Regions from separate parts of the Homo sapiens genome. Here region 1 is linked to region 2. Evidence: chromatin loops called from intact Hi-C (ENCODE). Cell type or tissue: endothelial cell of umbilical vein. All regions are shown on one strand. Links, peaks and the distances in the headings refer to the core of each region. The heading gives the core; the rest is flanking DNA. Region 1 overlaps CAVIN2-AS1 (CAVIN2 and TMEFF2 antisense RNA 1). Region 2 holds the start of CAVIN2 (caveolae associated protein 2).

Region 1 (2,916 bases), core at 93-2,592, 52 kb before region 2:
AACATTTGACTCCTTGTTATTTATGCAAATTTCTGCAGCCGGCTTAAAGGCTTGAATTTCTCCTCAGAAAATGGGTTTTTCTTTTCTATTGTATCATCAGGCTGCAAATTTTCTGAACTTTTATGCTGTGCTTCTCTTTTGAGACTGAAAGTTTGTAACCCAAGTCAACCCTTAAATGCTTTGCTGCTTAGAAATTTCTTCTGCCAGATACCCTAAGTCATCTCCATCAAGTTCAAAGTTCCACAGATCTCCAGGGCAGGGGCAAAATGCCACCAGTTTCTTTGCTAAAACATAGCAAGTGTCACCTTTACTCCAGTTCCCAACAAGTTACTCATCTGAGACCACCTCAGCCTGGATTTCATTGTCTATATAATTATCAGAATTTTGGTCAATGCCATTCAGCAAGTCTTTAGGAGGTTCCAAACTTTCCCACATTTTCCTGTTTTCTTCCGAGTCCTCCAAACTGTTCCAGCCTCTGCCTGTTACCCAGTTCCAAAGTCACTTACATATATATTTTTGGGTATCTTTATAGCAGCGCCCCACTCTCCTGGTACCAATTTACTGTATTCGTCTGTTTTCACACTGCTGATAAAGACATACTTGAGACTGGGTAATTTATGAAGAAAAAAGGATTTAATGGAATCACAGTTCCACATGGCTGGGGAGGCCTCACAATCATGGCAGAAGGTAAAAGGCATGTCTTACATGGTGGCAGACAAGAGAGAAAATGAGAGCCAAGTGAAAGGGATTTCCCCTGATAAAACCATCAGATCATTAAGGGTTATAAGGAAGAGAGACAAGAGACAGAGAGTAACAACTCCACTTGGAACTCTTTGCACCATTGCATCAGTAACCTGGGAGTAAGCTACACCAAATAGAAGAAAAGGTAGGAATTTCTACCAACCCTAATTTCCTACTATGGTTCATCCCTCCCCACTGTGATAAATACTTTTCTGAATTAATGAGAAAACTGTCCTAAAAGAGAAAGGGGCCAGGCACGGTGGCTCACGCCTGTAATCCCAGCACTTTGGGAGGTCAAGGCGGGTGGATCCCCTGAGGTCAGGAGTTCAACACCAGCCTGGCCAACATGGTAAAACACCATTTCTACTAAAAATACAAAAAAATTAGCCAGGCGTGGTGGTGGGCACCTGTAGTCCCAGCTACTTGGGAGGCTGAGGCAGGAGAATTGCTTGAACCCGGGAGGCAGAGGTTGCAGTGAGCCAAGATCACACCATTGCACTCCAGCCTGGGTGACAGAGGGAGACTCTGTCTCCAAAACAAAAAAAGAGAGAGAGAGAAAGGAAGTGAGAAACAAAAGGAAGAAAGAAAGGAAGGAAGAAGAGGGGGAGCAAAAAACTATAGGAAAAACAAACTACTTGCCTTATAGTCAGTTTCAATGATTCCTCAATCAATAAATAAATAAAACCCTCTGAGGCAGAAGCACTGAGCTGAGGAAATAAATAAGGCCATACAAAAAGGAGTTACAATCAGTCAGCTTCCCACCAACTGACATATTCATCCTGACTCAGAGGCATTTTCCTAAAACAAAACAACATTTGCCCAGATTGGCAGGCAGACAACAAGAAAATGATGTCATCTGCCTAAAAGCAATCACTAAGTTAACAGCAAAATTAGATGCGGAAACTTTGTCTCTTCAACAAATATATAAAGTACCGTTTTCCTTCTGCTTCTTTTGGGACTGTTCATGCCTCAATTTTCTCTTCATCCTTCTCTGTCTGCCTAATAACCAAACTATTAATATAAATCCATATCATCTCTTTTTTATTATAACATAAAAAGGAGGAGTAGAAAATGTCAAGCTAAACAGTGAGCAGACTCAGAAAAATGTACCATGTTAATTTTTATTCAAATAACAGATCAAAATAGACCTGCCTTCTATCAAAAATAAGTATACAGAAAATAAACAGTGTTAAGTCCTTTGAAGTTTTGGCAAGAAAATCAAGATAGCATGATAAAACTGGAGGAGTGTATTTTTATAAAGATTTGTTCCAAGAAACAAACATTTTAGAACACTTGCTTTTATAATACTTAAAATGAAAGATAAGATATAGGAAGATATTTTTGGAAGAGAGTTGACTGCATTTGGGGAAAAAAAAATCTAAAGAAGGTAAGGTAACTAATAACGTCATGATAGTATTTAAAATATCACTTTAAGCCATAAAGAGCTAAATTGACCTTGCAGAACATTAAACCTGGGCTGTGAAGAAAGATTTGACACACTCTTTCAGAGAGCAAAGGTAAAGGAAAAAGAGATTAAAAATCAGTGTCATGGTTCATTTCCCGTTGCTATAATATAATACCTGAGACTAGGTAATTTACAAAGAAATGAAGTTTATTTAGCTTGGAATTCTGGAGGCTGGGAGGTCCAAGATCAGGAGGCTGCATCTGGTTGGCTACTGGGAAGAGCCTCTTGCTGCATTATAACATGGTGGAGAGGAGGAAGAGGAAGCAGGCATGTGCAAAGAGATCAAACATCAGAGGCAGCCTTGTTTTATAACAATACCCTCTCAGTGTAACTAGTTCAGCCCCTTGACAGCAAGAACTCACTCTCATGTGAAAGGCATTAATCCCTCTTAATGACCTAATCACCTTTTAAAGGCACCACTTCCCAATACCACTATATTGGAGGCCAAGCCTCAACATGAGTTTTGGTCAGGACAAACGACATTTAAACCATAAAAGTCAGAGGAAAAGAACAAAATAGAAGAGCAAGCAGCAGAAATCTGATCAACTAGATAGTTGATCTTCTCTGATGAAAAAAATAGAAGAGTCCAGTCCAAAGCCACTTAAGAAATAGGGTTTTACACTTTGAGCATTCTCTTCTAGTTCACCCTTGCTAAAAACTGAATGCTAGCTCAAATGTTCAATTCATTGATCCCCATGCCCATATTGTGG
Region 2 (2,848 bases), core at 349-2,848:
GTCTCTATTCATCTAGCTGATTATACAATATCCAACAATGCAATGCAAAATCAGCGCAAATCAATGCAAAATCAGGGTGAAGTGATTATAATGTGAAATCGCAAATTTTGCAAAATATGTAGGAAATCATGAAGTTGATGAAGGTAATGTTAGAGAAGCCCTTGAATCATGGGCAACTCCTCTGACAAATGAGAATCTGCAGCTGGAATAGTTAACATTAACATTTGAAGAAGAACAAATCTACATGGATGATGGCACAATAAGTGCTTCAAAAAGAAATGATTTGAATGTCAAAATTTAAGAGAGGCTCTTGGAAAATTGATGAAGCCCTCAAATATTTTTGAAATAGTGACACTCTATGATTTGCCCACAAAAGTCAAATGTAAAAGGACGTCGTGTCATGATATCATATAATTTTGTTAGAAAATTATGCTTCTTAAAATCAACACTTGATTCATCCTTTATTCTAATATTTAACACATTTTTGACCAACTAAATTTTATTAAATATAAGGTAAATTAATTTTAATAATGTTCTTACTTTTTTAAAAGATAACATCTCAACCAAACCTTCTTTTCACCTTTTTTGGTCTCTATTTTTAAAGCATTTGCTTTAAGTGGGTTTTGGTGGCACCAATTATCTGAAGAAATTGAAGGCCTCTGTAAATATCTTTAGTTCATCTTCCTAACTGGCAGCTATACTCATTGAGAGCAGGGTCTCCGTCATGCTTTGCCAATGTCTTCTGGATAGTGCTTCATGCATATAGCAGAAGGCAGAGATTCAACCAACGTGATAACCAATGGCCTGCTGATTGATTGGCTTACATGTAGGTGTTACTATTGACGAATGGCATTGTTCCATTATCAATCCCTGACCTGGTATGAGCTGGCATTTGTTCGTCTCAAAATTGTTCATAGAAGGCCTATTACAAACTTCCTGCTGAAAGCACTTTCAAAGGCTGGATACGTTTAAAATCAACTCAAGCATGTAAAGCCATTTTAGGAAAATAAGCCCCACATCCCAAGGTTCAGCTGAGGAGGGCCACATTTGAGAACAGGTGTGCCACTTCACTGAGCAGGAATTTTAAAATGTCAAACATTAGAACCACTTGAGAAACTCCAACTCAGCCTGCCAACAGACACTTCTGGGCACGTGTCAATAAATGCCTTGCAGAGATGGGCATTTGAGAAAGTCTCTCCTCACCAACTCAAAGTTAGTTAAAACAAATCATCACGGTAGGTTCTTAAAAAGACCACATTTTATTTTTCCTCAGTCTCACTTCTTGAAAAAAACAATCATTTTTTTAAATGTGGTCATTCAAAAAGTTTCCATATATTACATAACAGTCATAACAGCAGTATTACTTTTTTTAAATATCCCTGAAGTTCAATCTCTTTTAACTTATTTTGTATCTGCAACTGCAAGAGTAATAAGAACTGAGCTGTTTTCCTTATCATTATCAGAGTTAGTCCCATTCCTTTGCAAATGAGAAACTAATAATACAAACTTGGCTGCAGTACCCTTTAAACTCTATGCCTCCCAGTAGGACACCCGGTGTTCTGCAACCCATCAGTCAGTTCTAGGGCAAATGCAAACAATACTTTCCGTTACAATAACTTGTATCCAGGAAAAAGAAACAGGCACCCTGTTGCATCTGCAGCATAGCAGCCAGAGAAAAGTTTACCAGCTTTAGCCAATTGGAAGCTGTGGAGCTGGGCCAAGTTAGCATGTTTTTCTCCGCCTCTAGATGAAGTCATGATTGAAATATGACATTGAAAGGGAAGGGGAACAGGAAAGAAAAGCTAAACCTGCAACAAAGTGTCCTGTGCCCAGAACGCGGTTAGGAAGTGTGTGCATACGTCTGAACCCTAAATGGTTCTCAGTTCTGTAAACTTCTCCTCCCACTGGGTGGAGTAGGGCCTTTAAGAGCAGCTGGAATGCAGTTCCCCTGATCAGCGTAGCCAGTTGTTGCCTGTCTGAACCTCTGCCAGTCCTGGAGACTGGTGCCCTGAGCTCCAACCAGCGGGCCTCATCCTACACCCTCACCACCGCAACTTCTCACCCGAGCAAGAAGCAGCTCCCAGAGAGAAAGAACGTTCCCACCTGCCTAGCCATGGGAGAGGACGCTGCACAGGCCGAAAAGTTCCAGCACCCTGGGTCTGACATGCGGCAGGAAAAGCCCTCGAGCCCCAGCCCGATGCCTTCCTCCACACCAAGCCCCAGCCTGAACCTAGGGAACACAGAGGAGGCCATCCGGGACAACTCACAGGTGAACGCAGTCACGGTGCTCACGCTCCTGGACAAGCTGGTGAACATGCTAGACGCTGTGCAGGAGAACCAGCACAAGATGGAGCAGCGACAGATCAGTTTGGAGGGCTCCGTGAAGGGCATCCAGAATGACCTCACCAAGCTCTCCAAGTACCAGGCCTCCACCAGCAACACGGTGAGCAAGCTGCTGGAGAAGTCCCGCAAGGTCAGCGCCCACACGCGCGCGGTCAAAGAGCGCATGGATAGGCAGTGCGCACAGGTGAAGCGGCTGGAGAACAACCACGCCCAGCTCCTCCGACGCAACCATTTCAAAGTGCTCATCTTCCAGGTCAGTTCCCCCTATGCCTCCTTACAGGCGGGCTGGAACTCCTTATCATTCTTGATCTCGCTCATCCTGGCTCTCACAGCCATTTTTACATTTGTCCTGCCTGTCAGGGATCACACATACAAGGCACTGTCCCCTGTCTGCCTGCGGAAAGCAAATGTGAAATCTTCACACAGGGGTGGGAATTTCCCAGGTCACTACAGACTAATCCAAAGAAGATGTCCCCGGGCTTAGTAGGCCCCGGGTCATTTGTCA

Evidence for each region. Peaks named below come from ENCODE experiments on the same cell type or tissue, not always from the same donor. Only the 100,000 strongest peaks of a DNase experiment are listed, where the experiment ranks them.
Region 1: it touches region 2 in a loop (3-fold over the local background); 11 of 110 quality-filtered maps call a loop at or near these places.

What each region holds. Positions count from the first base shown.
Region 1 is chr2:191,898,270-191,901,185 of GRCh38, reverse strand. The region is part of intron 1 of CAVIN2-AS1 (CAVIN2 and TMEFF2 antisense RNA 1); the gene reads right to left. Among named protein-coding and RNA genes, the nearest start is that of CAVIN2, 53 kb to the right of the region's middle. In endothelial cell of umbilical vein, for the core only: no CTCF peak of the experiment used is centred there; a DNase peak (open chromatin) is centred at 1,555; H3K27ac peaks cover 1,708 bases.
Region 2 is chr2:191,846,191-191,849,038 of GRCh38, reverse strand. CAVIN2 (caveolae associated protein 2) reads left to right here and starts at 1,951. Exons shown (of 2, transcript NM_004657.6): 1 at 1,951-2,596. The coding sequence starts at 2,114. CAVIN2-AS1 (CAVIN2 and TMEFF2 antisense RNA 1) reads right to left here and starts at 2,551. Exons shown (of 4, transcript NR_187184.1): 1 at 2,268-2,551. RefSeq lists an enhancer at 1,738-2,246. In endothelial cell of umbilical vein, for the core only: no CTCF peak of the experiment used is centred there; a DNase peak (open chromatin) is centred at 1,768; H3K4me3 peaks cover 1,098 bases; H3K27ac peaks cover 1,934 bases.